Linked DNA regions of Homo sapiens: region 1 is linked to region 2. Evidence: chromatin loops called from intact Hi-C (ENCODE). Cell type or tissue: endothelial cell of umbilical vein. All regions are shown on one strand.

Region 1 (8,000 bases), 330 kb before region 2:
TATCCCGAGAGCTTGTTAGAAATGCAGAATCGAATTGTGGGCCCTAGCCAGATCTACTAACTCAGAGTCTGCATTTTATCTTATTTCATTATTTTTTGTTGATTGATTGATTGATTGAAATGGGGTCTTGCTTTGTCACCAGGCTGGAGTGCAGTGGCACAATCACAGCTCCCTGCAGCCTCAAACTCCTGGGCTCAAGTGATCCTCCCACCTCAGGCCCCTGAGTAGCTGGAACTACAGGAGCACACCACCATGTCCAGTTAATTTTTAAATATTTTTTATAGAAATGGGGTCTTGCTATCTTGCCCAGGCTTGTCTCAAACTCCTGACCTCAAGCAATCCTCCTGCCTTGGCCTCCCAGCCTCCCAAAGTTCTGAGATTGTAGGTGTAGCTCACCATACCCAGCCCAGAACCTGCATTTTAATACAAGGCTGTGTGCCCACTGAAAAGCTCTATGCCGGATTCCAAATTCTCTGAGGGTCAGAAGCGTTACTCACGGCTGTATCCTAGCTCTGAGCACAGTTCTTGGAACAAAGTAGCACTCAGCAAATGGAGGAGTGGATGAAAGAATGAATGGGAAAATGAATAATTTGATGTATTTGAATAACAAGGAATAACTTTCTTTTCCACAAAGCTCAAGTTTGTTTAGAGGCAGTAAGGGATGGATGAAACATGGCAGAAAAGTTTTCCCATCTTGTATGGTTTCGGTTTCCAATCTGGGGCCAGCAGGAAGCTTTCAGCCCCGACACTCTCTTCCCTGCAGGAGCTGCTGCTAGTGGCTCACAGAGGTGAGTATCTGACTGGCTAAGGGATACCCCTACTGCCCTGGTGGCCTGGCTCTGCAGACTCTGGGATCTCTGAGGTCCTCTGTGGAGTAGGATCAAATGCTCTTTGGCCACAGCTGGGGCAGGCTCAAATGAGACAGGACGTGGCCAAGTCCTCAGAGCAGAGCATGTTGCCCCAGACAGGGAGGGGCCTGTGCTGGAGACCCCTACCCACCTCTTGACCTGGGGCCTGGCCCCTTCTCCCACAGCCCTGCTAGACAGACTCACGCGTCGACGATGCCTGGGAATAGGATCCATGGGATTGATGAGAAATCCTGACTTTGGGATGTTGTTGGTGAAAACCATTTTCTTCCCCGAATCCACTTCCATCCTCTGCAGATGCCAGTTTCTGATGAGGCTGAGAAGACAAACTCAGCCCAGTCAATGCAGAGATGTGGTGGGGACCCACCAGGACATGGGAAAAGTAATAGAATTGGGGAACCACGGGTCACGAGTCAGTGCCCCCCACTGAAGTTTGTGAGAATGTTCCTGAGGCATGCTCACATCCGGTTTCTGACTTTAAACTCAGAGTAACCTGTCATGAACGTGCGTACGCCCATAGATGCAGATGGGGAAACTGAGGCTCAAGCCAGTATAGACTGGAGGCTAACTCCCAAGACGGGGACATTTCCTGGCTCCTCCTGCTCCTGCTAGAATAGCCAACTGGGCCAAAGTGTGAAGGTGCCCACGGCCCCTGGCTCCACACTGGGCAGCACCCTGGCCCTCTGCTCCACGAGCACCTGAGTGTCCCTGAGTGAGAAGGGGCAGTGTCCCAGACAACGCTCAGAGCCTAGGAGGCACTCTCACCTCAGCAGACTTTCTTCCAGCAGCCTCAAGGCCCGCCACGACTCTGCCAGCTCCCTGAGCTCCTCCTGCACCACGGCAGCACCCTCCGGAGAAGACTTCTCCATCACCAGCCAGCCCTGCGCTTCCACCAGGGACAGCTGGGCCTCCTTCTCCGGGAATTCTGCCACCAGCCTCTAAAGGACACACGGACACACAGACACACACACGGTGAGGGTGGAGGGAGGTTTCTGCTCCTTGGTGTGGGAACGTTGGCCTGTCAAGGCTGCTTCTTTGGGAAGTGGGTGAGGGAACCACCGCCTTACCTCAAACTCGGCCTCTTGGGACTCGGCATCCCCCGGGCCCGCCTCTCCCCGGTGTGCCTCCAGCTTTTGCGTGGTCACAACGATCCACTGCCGCAGCTCCAGCAGCTGGTGGCTGAAGGTGCAGTGCTCCTGCACACTCTGCCGACACCTGTCCACAAGGTCCTGCAGCACAGCCCGGGGAGCCCAGGGCATCCTGAGTGCTGGCCGAGGGGGAGACCCCCGCACCACCCCCACCCTGCAGGGCTCTCACACCCGCTGGGGACCCCAGGGCTCCCCACCAAGTAGCACCACAAGAGGCTGGGCTGGCCCTTCCCTCCACACAGCACAAGGAATTTACCCTTGGAAGATCAAATCTGGTTTAAAGCCTATCTTACTTTTAGGAAAACGACCAAGTCTAGGTGAGGGTGGGGGAAATTGGATCTCCTGTCCACCACTGATCCAAGTGTAAATTGGCTCAACCACTTGTGGAAACCACGGGTCAGAATCTACCCAAATGGAACGTGGCTGTAGCTGATGGCCCAGCCATTCCACTCCCGGTGTATGTCCCAGAAATGGGAACATATCCTCACCCAAGGTCATACATGTGACAGCCCCAAGTTGGAAACTATCCAAGTGCCCATCAAGAGTAGAATGAATAAATACACGGTGGTATATTCACACAATGGAATGTTTTACAGCAGCAAGAATGAACAGTCTATAACCACATGCAATACAGCAGATGAATTTACAACCATCATCTGGAGAGCTAAAGGCCAGGCACAAAAGAAAACATTCTGTCCAATTCAATTTAAATGAAGGATAACATCAGGCAAGCCCAAGCTATGTTGCGGGAAGCATGAAGTCAGAGCCCCCCTTGAGGGTCGGGAATGGTGAGCTGGGCATGACCGCAGGCACAGAGGCTTTGGGAGGCTGGTAATATTCTGTGTTTTAGTTGGGTGCTGGTAACACAGATGCATTTAATTTTTAAAAAAAGTAATCGAGCTGCACACTCAGATATTCACGTTCAGTCTTTCTTTGTTCTTTTTCCTGAGTACTGTTTCCTGGGCCAATCTATTGTTCAGCTCTCTGTCACCAGGAAAGGTGGACACTGTCCCCAGAAGGGCAGCCATTCTCTATGCCTCTGGCCACCCAGCCTGAGACCCTTGGAGCTTTCTTTACATAGCCTGCCATGAACCAGTCAGACCCCAGGGCCTGCCGTTCCCATTCCAGCTGTGTTCCTTGAATAAGGTCATCATGACTCTCTGCAGGGCTACCATAGGCCCTGCCTTCTACATTCCACAGACACTGACTGAGATCGCTGGATACCAGGCCCATACCAGGGGCTGGGGAGACTGCTGCCTCTGTCCTCAGTGAGCCATCAATGAGGGCCTGAGAAGTTATCTAAAACTCCACTTCTCTGAGTTGTCCCTACCACTGTCCCCTCCTGGTCCCTGTGTGCCAACATTAGACCAGACGCCTCCAAGGGCTTCCCGTACATAGAGCTGTGATCTCCAACATCAGATACCTGCCCCCCAGGGGGACACAGAGACTGCCTCGCTGTGGGGAAGGACATATTAGATTAACAAGCACTGGGTACCAAAATAATAAAAGGGCAATTTCTCTTTAAAGAAGAATATAAACAATCAATAAGAATTGGAATATCATCATTTTGCAACACCGAGTGATGCTCAGTTAACGCTGCTTCTCGTAACGACTAATCTAGCCCATCATTTGGATGGAGGTATTAGGAGACTTTTGCTGCTTCTACGGGTTTCTATGGGCTCCTGAGGAGTGAGGACAGTGTGTCCTATTTCTCTACTGCCTCGACCTTGAAACTACTAACTGCTAGTTTATTGAATGTAATTAAATGAATTCAACCAGACATTAATCGTCACTTACACCAATGGGGCTCCACAGGTGATGCCTTATGTCCTGGAAACTGGTGGGGAGGGTTTGCAGTTGCTGCGATAGAGGTGGTGAGGGTGATACTAGGTGGAGTGAGAGGGATGGGTGCTCGCATTCCACCCTGGGGTGGATAGTCCACAAATGCAGAATTTGCCCACATCCCACACGATTTTCTCATGTCCTCCTAATATCTACAGCAGTAAAAAACCTGCTTGGCATGACCTGAGCTCAGACTGTCACTCCAATCAACACACAAACACAAGGAAGATTTTGCAGTTTTAACAAACATACTGACTTCTCTAGAGCTGCACCCTTTGTGTAAGTGGATGGAAGACTGCTCTTGGGTTTGATCAAAGTGCTATCAAGCGTTGTTCCCATTTCAGAAAACCACATCACTAGAGGCCGTGATGGTTGTGCCACCTGACACAGCATTTGCGGCTGTCACACAGGGAGGGCACGTTCTGACCACCTCCTTATGTCTTGAGTGTGGCCATCTGGGAGTACTTACATATTGGACAATATTGTATTATAATTACTTTCCTTTGATTTCTCTTTTCTATTTCCTGGGTGGGTATATTCCCTATGAATTTCAGGAGTGTAAAGAGGAGGTTAGGAATGTTTGGTATGAAATAGGGCGTGCAATGTCAGGTAGGAGGGAGAGCTCTCACTGCCTCACTGGGTTTTCTTGAGGTGTGAGCACCAGAGACCCTGCTTTATACTCCTCAGGGCTTGTTACAACGGCAGACCCAGGACTCCATCTGAATCAGTGTCACAGTGGGGCCTGGAGTCTGCATTTCCACTTGTCCTCAGGCCAGTTTTGAAGGAGCTTTGAGTTCCATCCCTACTGCTGGAAGGGGACTGAATCCTGGACAAACCCTAGAAAGAGCTGAGGTGGCCACTAGAGGGCACTGGCGATGAAGCTCTGTGGCCTCCAGGCCTTGTGCAGGCTGCAAGGGACCCGAGGCCGCCTGTGTTCTGGGCTGCCTAAGGATCTCAGCAGCCTGCTCTCTTCTTTTGCCGCTTGGCCCTAATCTCAATATGTAATTGTGCATTGGCTTGTTTGCTTGATGATTAATTGTCCATCTACCCAACTGGGGCGTAACTCCCAGGAGAGCAGGGGCCTGGGCTGTCATGCTCTGCTACCTCCATCCTTAGGGCCACCTAGAACACTGCCTGGCATATGGGAGGTGCTCAATAATTGTCTGTTGTATGAATGAGGAAGGGAAGAAAACAGGGAGAAAGAAAAAAGAGAGGTTAGAAGGAATGAAGGCAGGAAAGGGGAAGAAAGGCCCCAGGCGTGTTGGATGACAGGGGCCGGCTCTCTGTCAAAGCACAGGCCCTTCTGCCAGCCCCTTACCTCCAGAGACCTCTGCAGGGCCTGGAAGTCGGAGGAAAGCTGGTCCATTTTGTGCTGGTGGTTGGGGTTCTCCTGGACCAGAGGCCTTGCAGCCTCCATCTGTGCCCCCAAGTCCAGCCCCTCTTCCTGCAGCCCCTGCAGTAGAGAAGGGAACAGGTAGGCTAATCTTCCCACCTCTCCCTCCCTTGGGGTGGCCGATCAGGGCAGAGCCTCTGAGTGGGAGAGCCTGGGAGGGGTGAATTCCCCAAGGCGGTGGGGCTCTTTCATACCAGCGGAAGTACCAACCACATGGCTGGTCTGATGGGCCCACTCTCAGGGCTGGAGAGATTTTAAAAATCAGACAAAAATATTCTGGGACACCATGAAAATAAACTCTGCTACAAGACAGATGGCATCTCTGGGGACAAACTCACATTGGGACTCATACTTGATGACCACCTCTCATTATGAGGAAACACGTCCCAATTTTAGTTTTAAAACCCAAAATGCACTATTTTTTTTCTTTTTTTGGAGACAGAGTCTCACTCTGTCGCCCAGGCTGGAGCACAGTGGCACAATGTGGGCTCACTGCAACCTCTGCCTCCTGGGTTCAAGTGATTCTGGTGCCTCGGCCTCCCAAGTAGCTGGGGTTACAGATTCCCGCCACCACGCCTGGCTAAATTTTTTGCTTTTTTAAAAAAAATTTTTTATTTTAAGTAGAGACAGGGTTTCACCATGTTGCCCAGGCTGATCTCAAAATCCTAAAGTCAGGCAATCTGCTCACCTCCCAAAGTGCTGGGATTACAGGCGTGAGCCACCGCTCCCGGCCTAAAATGCACTATTTTTAATGTCTTCTAGAGAACACTCTCAATTTATGTATGAGCTGTGCTTGGGTTTTAAAGAGAGAACTATTGTATCACGCGCATTTTAAAAAACCATCAAGTTCCTTATCCAGCCAACAATGATCAACGGTCAGCCTACTTACAGTCCACGTTTCAGAACATTTATTCTTAATCCCAAAGTTGGTTTAACTGAACACCTCTGGACTCATTAAGAATACTTAGCAAAGCAATTCTAAAAACAAATACCAATGTTAGACTTTGGAACTGAGGAGTAAACAGAAAGACAGTTTGTCATTTTGCTGAGCTCAAGACTCAGTTGTTTGAGGTCAGGAACCATCAGATAAATAAGCAGAGGTTCTGTTGAGGTGAAAGGTCAGATCTCAACTAAGGGTCTAAATTTCTGGCTCACGGCAGCTGTTGCTTTGCTGGTTACTGCTAGAGGGAGACGCTGCTTCCAGGTGCAGCTGAGCACCTGGGCAGGAGTGATTCAGGCCTCACAGACCCCTCACCTGCAACCTTGAGAGCTGGGCCTGTTTTCCAGGAAGGTCCCGCTGAAGCCCCTTCTCGGCTTGGACCCTGACCTGGAGGTCCAAGAGCTTCCTCTGCAGGGGCTCAAAAGCTGCTCCAAAGTCTTTGTGCTGAGCGAGCAGGCTCTGCAGAGACACAGGACAGTGTGCACATTAAGAGCGTTCCTCATGAGCACCGTGTTGTGAGACCCGACCCGTTCAGCCAGGCTGCTCTTCGTCTCGGCCAGCTCATGCTCATTCAGGCGCCACCCCCTCCAGGAAGCCTTCCCTGAGCCCTGATGGAGTTGGGTGCCTCTCCTTAGGGTCACTACAGCGTCCTCACAGAACACTTTGGCCACATCCCTCCAGAACTGGGGCAAGCTACACCCCTCCACCCACCGACCAAATCCCACCAGAGGCCTGTTTTTGTAAATAAAGTTTTATAGGAACCCAGCCATGCCCATACATTTATAGCTGCAGTGGTGGTGCTGAGGAGCTGCGACAGCGACTGCCTGCCCTGCAGACTCTAAAACCTTCACTGTCTGGCCCTTCACAGAAACAGTCTGCCAACCCTTGCTGTAAAACAGCACTTTGATGTCTTCTAGTAATTGCCTACTTATTTGTGTCTACCAGCAAAAGCTGTGAGTGTTTGAGGGTGAAGACCTTGGCTTCCTTTCTTCATCCCCCCAGCTCCTAGAACTGCACCAGGCCCTGTGGATGGAGGGAACATGCACGGGAGCTGAAATCATGGGCTGGGTCCTGGCTGTACCCCATATGGACCATGAGCCACCTTCTTGACCATTCTGCTTCAGTGTCCTCGTGTGTAAAACGAGAAAAATAACAGTACCTCCCTCATAGTGCTCTTATGTGGATTAGATAAGATCAAGGATCTGGAGCTCTTAGCAATGCCCTGGCCCATAGCCAGTGCCCCATAGATCATAGTTATTATTGTCATCATCATTAGATGCTCAGCAAACATTTGTTACCTAAAAGAATAAGCTGTCCACAACATGCCATGCCATGTCATTGATGTAGTGTAGTCATTTTGAAATGTGTCACTAATATGAGCTTCCAGCTCCAGGGTGGTTTAAATTTTACAAGGACTTTTATCACCATTTTCTTATTTGACCCTCCTGTCACTCTCTGCAGAAGACTGGACTGGATTCAATTTGATTGCAGGGGGTTTGGGGACAGGGCTGGGAGGCAGACAGGTGGTGGCTAGGAAACCAGTTAGAGGGACCATGCAAGAATCCTACCCAGTTTACACATGAGGAGGCTGAGATGGTCAGGGACAAAGGGATACACCCAGGGCCACACAGTGGCAAGCGGCAGAGCTGAGTTTAGAACATAAGGCCATCTGCCTCCCCAGTGGGTGCTCCAGCCCCGTGGCCAAGCCAAGTCCCGAGCAGATGCCTGGTGCTGCACACCTGCAGTTTGCTTTTCCTCTGCAGGAGGCTGTTATGCAGCAGGTCTCTGTCCCTCATGGAACCTGCCACCTG
Region 2 (8,000 bases):
TCCAGCCTGAGCGTTATGGCCATTATGGACATGTTGCATTGCTGCAGAGATTTTATTTATGGCCAGTTTTGGGGCCAGTTTATGGCCAGACTTTGGGGAGCTTGCTCCCAACAACATCCACCTTATTTTATGGAATGAATGCTTGTGTATTAGTCTGTTTTTATACTGCAATAAAAAACTTCTCTGAGACTGGGTAATTTATAAAGAAAGGAGGTTTAATTGACTCAGTTCTGCATGATTGGGGAGGCCTCCAGAAACTTACAATCACAGAGGCAGGTGAAGGAGAAGCAAGTATCTCCTTCACAAGGCAGCAGGAAAGAGAGAGGGAGTGAAGGGGGAAGAGCCTCTAATAAAACCATCAGATCTCATGAGAACTCACTCACTATCACGAGAATAGCATGGAGAAACTGCCCCCATGATCCAGTCACCTCCCACCAGGTCCCTCCCTCGACACGTGGGGAGTGTGGGGATTACAATTCGAGATGAGATTTGGGTGTGGATGCAGAGCCAAACCATATCAGCTTGCATCCCCCCAGAATTCACAGGGCAAAGCCCTGGCCCCCAGTGTGTCTCTATTTGGAAATAGATCCTCTAAGGAAGTAATTAAGGTTAAACAAGGTCATGGGTTGGGGGCCCTAATCTAATAGGATTAGTATCTTTATAAGAAGAGACAGAGCTCATTTATTTTCCCTGTCTCTCTCTCTCTCTCTCTCTCTCTCTCTCTCTCTCTCTCTCTCTCTCTCCCTCCCCCTCCCTCTCCCTCTCCCTCTCCCTCTCCTATTCCTGCGTCCCCTGCATGCACACAGAGAAAAGGCCATGTGAGGACACAGCAAGAAGATGGCCATCTGCAAACTAGAGAGAGCACCCTCAGCAGAAACCAATCCTACTGTCACCCTGGCCTCAGACTTACATCCTCCAGGACTATGAGAAAATAAATCTCTTGCTTAAGCCACTCAATCTGGACTATTTTGTTATGGCAGCCTGAGCTGGCTAATACACATTCCTATTTAAAAACAAATAAATAATGTGTGCAGGGCTGATTCAGCCAGTGGCAGGTTTGCAGCCTGTAATACTCAAAGGCATTCATAGTGCAGCGTTCAGGTGCCAGAGTGCTCTGTAAATAAAGAAGAATGTCTGGGGTTTTGGAGACAACGGCAGGAAGGAACAGCATAGGACTATCTGGCCTGAGGATGTGATCCTGAAAGAACGGGCTTTGTATGTGAAGCTGAAGAAATAATGGTCTAGGAGGAGCAGTGGGGATTAAGAAGAATTTCAGCCTGTGTCTGTCCCTCATGTGAGAAGAAGCCTGTCAGGAAGTGGCACCCTTGGAAGACAGCCAAGCCTCAGCAGGGAGGATGAAGAGAGCTGAATGAGAGGTTCAGGATAGAGAGGTGATATGGTTTGGCTGTGTCCCCACCCAAATCTCATCTTGAATTGTAGCTCCCACAATTCCCACGTGTTGTGGGAGGGACCTGGTGGGAGATCATTGAATCATGGGGCCAGTTTCCCCCATACTGTTCTCGTGGTAGTGAATAAGGCTCATGAGATCTGATGGGTTTATAAGGGGTTTCCACTTTTGTTTGGCTCTCACTCTCTCTTGTCTGCCACCTTGTAAGCTGTGCCTTTCATCTTCCACCAGGATTGTGAGTCTTCCCCAGCCACGTGGAACTGTGAGTCCATTAAACCTCTTTTTCTTTATAAATTACCCAGTTTCAGATATGTCTTTATTAGCAGCATGAGAGCAGAGGGCATTCCTGCTCTACAGCTGGGATTCTGGAATGCACAGTGGGGAAGGGGGCAGGTAGGAGAGCAGAGGAAATTTGGGTCAGGGAGCAACATGAGGTGGTAGAAAAAACTGGGTGCCTGGAGGGGTTTCCACTGGGGATGGTGACCAAGCAGGCAGGGCTGAGAGGCATGGAGAACTGACCTGAGCCCGCGGTGAGTAGGTGATCCTACACCAGGGAGGGGCAGCTTCTCCTCCTCCACTTCTGGAACAGCAATCAGATAGAAGGCCACATTAGGGTCTGGGCCAGGATGGTGTAGGAGGTGGCAGAGTGAACCCAGTGGCAATGCAGGCCTCAAATCCCATCTCTGTAGCACCGATCAGACTCAGGAAGGCCTACGGCTGTGATGGGTCAGGCGTCTGGAGAAAGCAACTCGATTCTAAGGTGCCACCTGGTCTGGGTGAAAGAGAGCAGGTCTGGGTTGGGGAGAGGCAGACTGGAGAGTGGGGCTTGCAGAAGGCAGAGCCCTGATGAACCAGCACCCGAATGAATGGATTCCAGAAAAGAGCTCTAGTTTTATTATTGCTGTCAGTGATTTCCATTTTCATATGTTAATCCCCAATTATGAAACACTTAAAACACACATAGAAAAGTAATTTAATAGCATATTCTCTTTGTCGAAAAACGTTGCAGATGTTATAAAACCTTTGCCTCCGTCTCCCCAGAGGTTGCCTCTGTATCGAAGTTGGCATACAGTCTTCCTGCCCAGACTTTCATGGTTTAAGGATAAATACCTAAACAATTTACAGCACTGTCTTACGTATTTTTAAATGCACGTACATAGTTTCAAACTGCATATACCCTTATAAGTTTTTAAAATCAATGTGCACATACAAATAACCACTGGCAGGCCCAGGGTTTTTTTTTTTTTGAGACGGATTCTCGCTCTGTCGCCCAGGCTGGAGTGCAGTGGCGCTATCTTGGCTCACTGCAAGCTCTGCCTCCCGGGTTCATGCCATTCTCCTGCCTCAGTCTCTCGAGTAGCTGGGACTGCAGGCGCCCGCCACCACGCCCGGCTAATTTTTTTTTTTTTGTATTTTTAATAGAGGCAGGGTTTCACCATGTTAGCCAGGATGGTCTCGATTTCCTGACCTCATGATCCGCCTGCCTCGGCCTCCCAAAGTGCTGGGATTACAGGCGTGAGCCACCGCACCCGGCCACCCAGGGGGTTTTATAGGTGAATGTTTACAGTATTGCAAGGACTAGGAAATCCCTCATTGATACCAGTCCTGCCAGTCTTGTCAATATAACATCGAGACCTGAGCAGTCTCCCAGGCTGTCCCCTTTGACATTAGAGATGTCTCCAATTACTGAAAAAGCAACGCTCAAGACCTGTCCCAACACAATCGCATTAGGTTAGTACGATTCCTGACTCGAGATCATTATCTAAGCTGTTTCCTCTTCCAGGAACACTTTTTCTGCCATCTGTATCTGGTGAACTTGCCTGTGAAGGACTGTGTCCCTTTCTCATAAATCTCCCTGTCTCCTCTGCTCTTGCCTCATGAGCAAAACGGAACCCTCCTGGGCATGGGGCTCCTGGGATGAGGAATAGAGAGCATTTCTTTCTGGGTTCTTTCCTTGGCATTACCAGGAGAACGTAGGTTCCACAAAGGCCACAGTGGTCCCATTTTCTGAAGGTCAGGGACAACTCCAGGAAAGTGTCTGACTTCGAGTTCTGCCTTTGGACACTTTGTTAGACACTTTGTTAACTGCAGAGTGCCTCAGCGGGACACCCGTCCAAGGTGAGTGGCATCTTCCCTTCTTAATTGCTTCCTGCAGGCTTTTCTTAACTAGGGCTGCAGACAGATACAGACAACAGCTTCTTGACACCGCATCAGACCCACTGAAGTAGTGGGTGACAGACAGACCCAGTTAGATCATGGTATTTTTAGACCCCAGCTTGCTGGAAACCTTTCCCCCTCAACCCCCAGTTGTGATGTGTTTCTGATAACCTCTGTTCACGCTGAAGGACTAAAGTGTCTATATCTGTGTGTGGAAAAAACAGAACATTGAACCCAAAGGAAGTTTCTAGGCCATCTTCTTCCACTCTCAGACATCTCAGGTGAGAAAACTGAGCTCAGAGAGGCCTCCTCCCACCAGCCACCTTCCATCCCAATTGCCTGCTTGGTCAACAGAGTGATCTTTCAAAATACAACACTGGCCCTGTCAGCTCCCTGCTTAAAATCCTTCAAAAGTTCTCTTTTGCCATCTGGATGAAGTAGGGCCTCTGCTCTCAGTACAAAAGGCCCTTATCTGGTCCGTGCATGAATACTTTGCACACTAACTGCCCTTAGTGCACTTCTTCAAGCAAGACGCACGCCTCCAAGCCTCCCTGCGTTTGCTCTTGCTGGTCCTCCTGCCAGGGACTCCATCCCTGCACCTGTTCATTCACCCATCCTTTCAGACAAAGCTTGAAGGCCACCTCTTCCTAGAGCTGTTTCCTGACCGCATCTCCTGGGATGAATTGGGTGCTCCTTCTCTGTGCCTCTGTGCCATTTGACACAGTCTGTATGATGGCTCTGGTGTTGAAATGTCTGTTTCATGCCTATCATACCCCTTTTATCTCTGAGCTCTCTAAGGACAAGGACTTGACTTTTCAACTCAAATATTCCTGTGCTTTTGGCATACTTCACACTCAGAAAAAGTTTGTCCAATAAATGAAATGAGTGGGTGAATGAATGAGGAAACCCCTTGTTCAAGGTTTTATACAGGTGAGCACAGAATCAGGATTTCCAGGCCAGTGTGAGTCCCACCATCTTTAATGCCTGATTAAAATATACGCTAACTCTGCCAATAAAATTATGCCATTGAATGCCTTACTGGGATTGTACCTACATCTTCGAAATACAGAAAAGGCTTTTTAGCCCTAACAAAGCTGTCTTACTGCCCCAGCTTGGCTGGGAGCTCAGCTGTGGAAAGTCGGCAGCTTCAACTGAGGCCATTAAACCGGGCATTACCTGAAGCCACGTGCCGGATAGCATCAGTCACTCAGCTGGTTTTCAAGCTTTAAGGACAGAAATCGCGTTATCTTTATGAACCTCAGAGCAGTGCACCCTCTGTTGGTCATATCTGGAATTGCACAGGGTCAAGGTTTGATCCTGTATTTGGTCCGGGACACAGCAGTTCTGTGAAATCATCCACTCGCTCACTCAATTCATTTTCTCGTTCATCCATCTTATAGACATCCATTGAGTGAGTTCCATATTCCCGCCATGGTACCACGGGTGGGTGTAAATGGTGAATGAGAAAGTCACAGCCCTCCATTAATGGTGTTGATAATCTGGCAGGGAAAGCAAAAATTCAACAATCTATTTCAAGAGTAGTGAGTGCTCTTCTAAGTGGAAATTCAGGATGCTAACAGGACACTAACAGGGAAATTCGGGACGCTAACAGGGCCTGGAGAGCTCACCTGGGCGGTGTGGGAAGGTGGGCGGCGAGGAAGAAGTAACGCCTATCCACCCCACCTCATACTCATCTAGCGGCTGTTACATGCCAGACATTGCGATGGTTCTGGGAGACAAAAACCAGAGTCTAGTGGCGGAAGGAGGGCAGGAGACCCCAAGGCAATTATGACAGCAGCGGCAACAAAACAACAGCTATTACGCATTGCGCAGCTTTAACTCATAAGACTCCTGTGCTGTAGATGTAGGTCTACACCGCGGACGTTGGTCTGTCTGCATGACGTAGATATTATGACCTTTTTTTTTTTTTTAAGACGGAGTTTTGCTCTTGTTACCCAGGCTGGAGTGCAACGGCACAATCTCAGCTCACTGCAACCTCCGCCTCCCAGGTTCAATCGATTCTCCTGCCTCAGCCTCCTGAGTAGCTGGGATTACAGGCATGAGCCACCATGCCTGGCTAATTTTTTGTATTTTCAGTAGAGATGGGGTTTCTCCATGTTGGTCAGGCTGGTCGCGAACTCCCAACCTTAGGTGATCCACCTGCCTCGGCCTCCCAAAGTGCTGGGATTACAGGCATGAGTCACCGCGCCCGGCCTATTATGGTCCTTTTTGAGGGGAAAGAAATTGAACCTCCTGGTTGATTCCACCACATTATGCCCCTCTCACTACATTATCCAGCCTCTCCAACCTGAGTAAGTTCAAAATAGAAGTACATCCGGGGCACGATCTTCACCAAACCCCATGCTCTGGGGACTGCCATGACTCTGCAGGTGAGAGACCCAAGACATGGTGAGGTCAAGAGCCTTGCGCCAGGTCCCCCAGCTGTCAGGAGAGAGCTGGTCTAGAGTGAATGGTCAGGAAAGAGAGCTGTGCAGTCTCACTACCTGACACTCGCCAGGTATGTTAGTTCGTTGTGGCATTGCTATAAAGAAATACCTGAGACTGGATAATGTATGAGAAAAGAGGTTTGGTTGGCTCATGGTTCTGCAGGCTGTACAGGAAGCATGGCAGCTTCTGCTTCTGGGGAGGCCTCAGGAAGTTTCCAATCATGGCAGAAGGCAAAGGTGGGGTAGGCACATCACATTGCGAAAGCAGGAGCAAGGGAGGTGAGGGAAGGTGCCACACGTATTTAAATAACCAGATCTCATGAGAACTCACTCACTGTCGCGAGGACAGTACCACAGGGGATGGTACTAAACTATTCATGAGAAATCTGCCCCGATGACCCAATCCCCTCCCACCAGGCCCTACCTTCAACATTGGGGGTTACATTTCAATATGAGATTTGGGTGGGGACACACATTCCAAATTATATCACCTGGCGTGTGACCTTTGGGCCAGTGACATTTTCTGTGCCTCAGTTTCTCCACTACCTACCTCATGAAATGGTCTTGAGGAAACAAAACAATACACTTTTAGAGTCTGGCACATTCAGCCTTCAATATGTGTTATTCATTATTATCATTACTAGCTCTTATAGGGGGGATATTTTTCCCCTACTCCTTATGTTTCCATGTGGAAGGACCTCCACTAGGGCGACACCCTTGGTCTCTTTCTGCCACACACTCTTCACCTTACTCACACCTTCCCAAGAAAGGTGGCAGCATTTACCGAACTGGTGAGCCTGGGAGAAGGAACTGGGCATGTTGGGATCAGCCCTTTCTGGGTCCTCTTTTAGAGCTGGGTAGGCACAGGTGTCTGATTCAGAGGTAAAATTTTAGGGACCCATGCAACTAAGCCACTTGCCCCAACCTTACTTTTTTCAACGGAGGTTTTGTCTCCCCCGTCTGCCTGATGCCTCTGCCCTTTTCCTGTCATTTATCCTGAACATGGGTGGGGAAGAGAAACTCCAACATTAGCCAGAAGTGATACCCAGTTTCCTTTCTGCAATTTCTCATTGTGCTTTTGCTGCTTCTAAGGGTTTTGTGTCTCTGGGGTAGAAAAGGAAGAAAACCTTTTTCAGGCTGAAGATCTACAGAAGTCTGGACTTGGACTTAGAGTAGACCTTGAGAGCCTGGACATGACTGGCAGTAAACAGCCCAAGGCTGTAATTCCTCAGAGGATGGAACTGGGATCCCAGAAAGGCAGGTGGTGAAGAGTGAAGCTGAATGCAGCTCACAGATCCTGCCTGCCAGGCCGGGCCTTTCCCCAGAGGTGCTTCCCTCGACCACCTGGGGGGCTGCAGGCTTTCCTTGGCTTTAATTGGTGGATGGCTCACCTGGCGTCAGACATTCAAACAATTATTAGGTAATTAATGAGAAAGGGGTACTAGTTGTGAGAATGAGTAAGATGGGGAAGGCAGGGGCCTCAGTCTCCAGGGGTCCAGCTCCCCCAGCCCAGGCCCTGGTGTGCAGGGCACAGCCTTGCCTGCTGTGCACAAAAGGAGGTAAGGCCCTCATTGCTATTCAAGCTGTGTTCCTCTCAGTCTCTCATGATGAAATCCCTGTATAGAAAGCGAAATGGATCTCTGGCTGATCTGAGGCTCCCAGCCCAGGCCTACCTTGCACCTGACACCAGTCTCAGGGAGTGTGTGGGTGGCACGGCTGCTCTCCTGACAGAAGAGCCCTCCTGAGTCTGGCCCCCATCTACTCTCCAGCTGCTTGCCTGGGCCCTGTGCTCCTGCCCACTGCACAGCAGACGTGGGCACCACCAGGGCTCTGCCGCTTTGCTATGCTCTTCTCTCTGTCTGGAGTGCCCTTCCTCCCCCTGGGCCTGGAGAACTTAGAATTCACCACCAAGGCTCAATGCAAATGTCATCTTTTTTATAAAAACATTTCTATCCTTCCTTTGTGGTTCTCCAGCAAGCCTCTAGTAT

What was found. Peaks named below come from ENCODE experiments on the same cell type or tissue, not always from the same donor. Only the 100,000 strongest peaks of a DNase experiment are listed, where the experiment ranks them.
Region 1: it touches region 2 in a loop (5-fold over the local background); 15 of 110 quality-filtered maps call a loop at or near these places.

What each region holds. Positions count from the first base shown.
Region 1 is chr14:95,437,981-95,445,980 of GRCh38, forward strand. SYNE3 (spectrin repeat containing nuclear envelope family member 3) reads right to left here. Exons shown (of 18, transcript NM_152592.6): 9 at 7,929-8,000; 10 at 6,505-6,648; 11 at 5,175-5,309; 12 at 1,934-2,095; 13 at 1,632-1,804; 14 at 1,053-1,182. Among named protein-coding and RNA genes, the nearest start is that of SYNE3-AS1, 74 kb to the right of the region's middle. RefSeq lists an enhancer at 577-1,776. In endothelial cell of umbilical vein, a CTCF peak has its summit at 4,703 (motif pointing right); a DNase peak (open chromatin) is centred at 4,721.
Region 2 is chr14:95,769,673-95,777,672 of GRCh38, forward strand. LOC105370644 (a long non-coding RNA gene) reads right to left here and starts at 5,282. Exons shown (of 3, transcript XR_944178.2): 1 at 5,194-5,282; 2 at 4,742-5,064; 3 at 1,899-2,180. RefSeq lists a silencer at 1,245-1,428. In endothelial cell of umbilical vein, a CTCF peak has its summit at 4,850 (motif pointing left); a DNase peak (open chromatin) is centred at 4,839.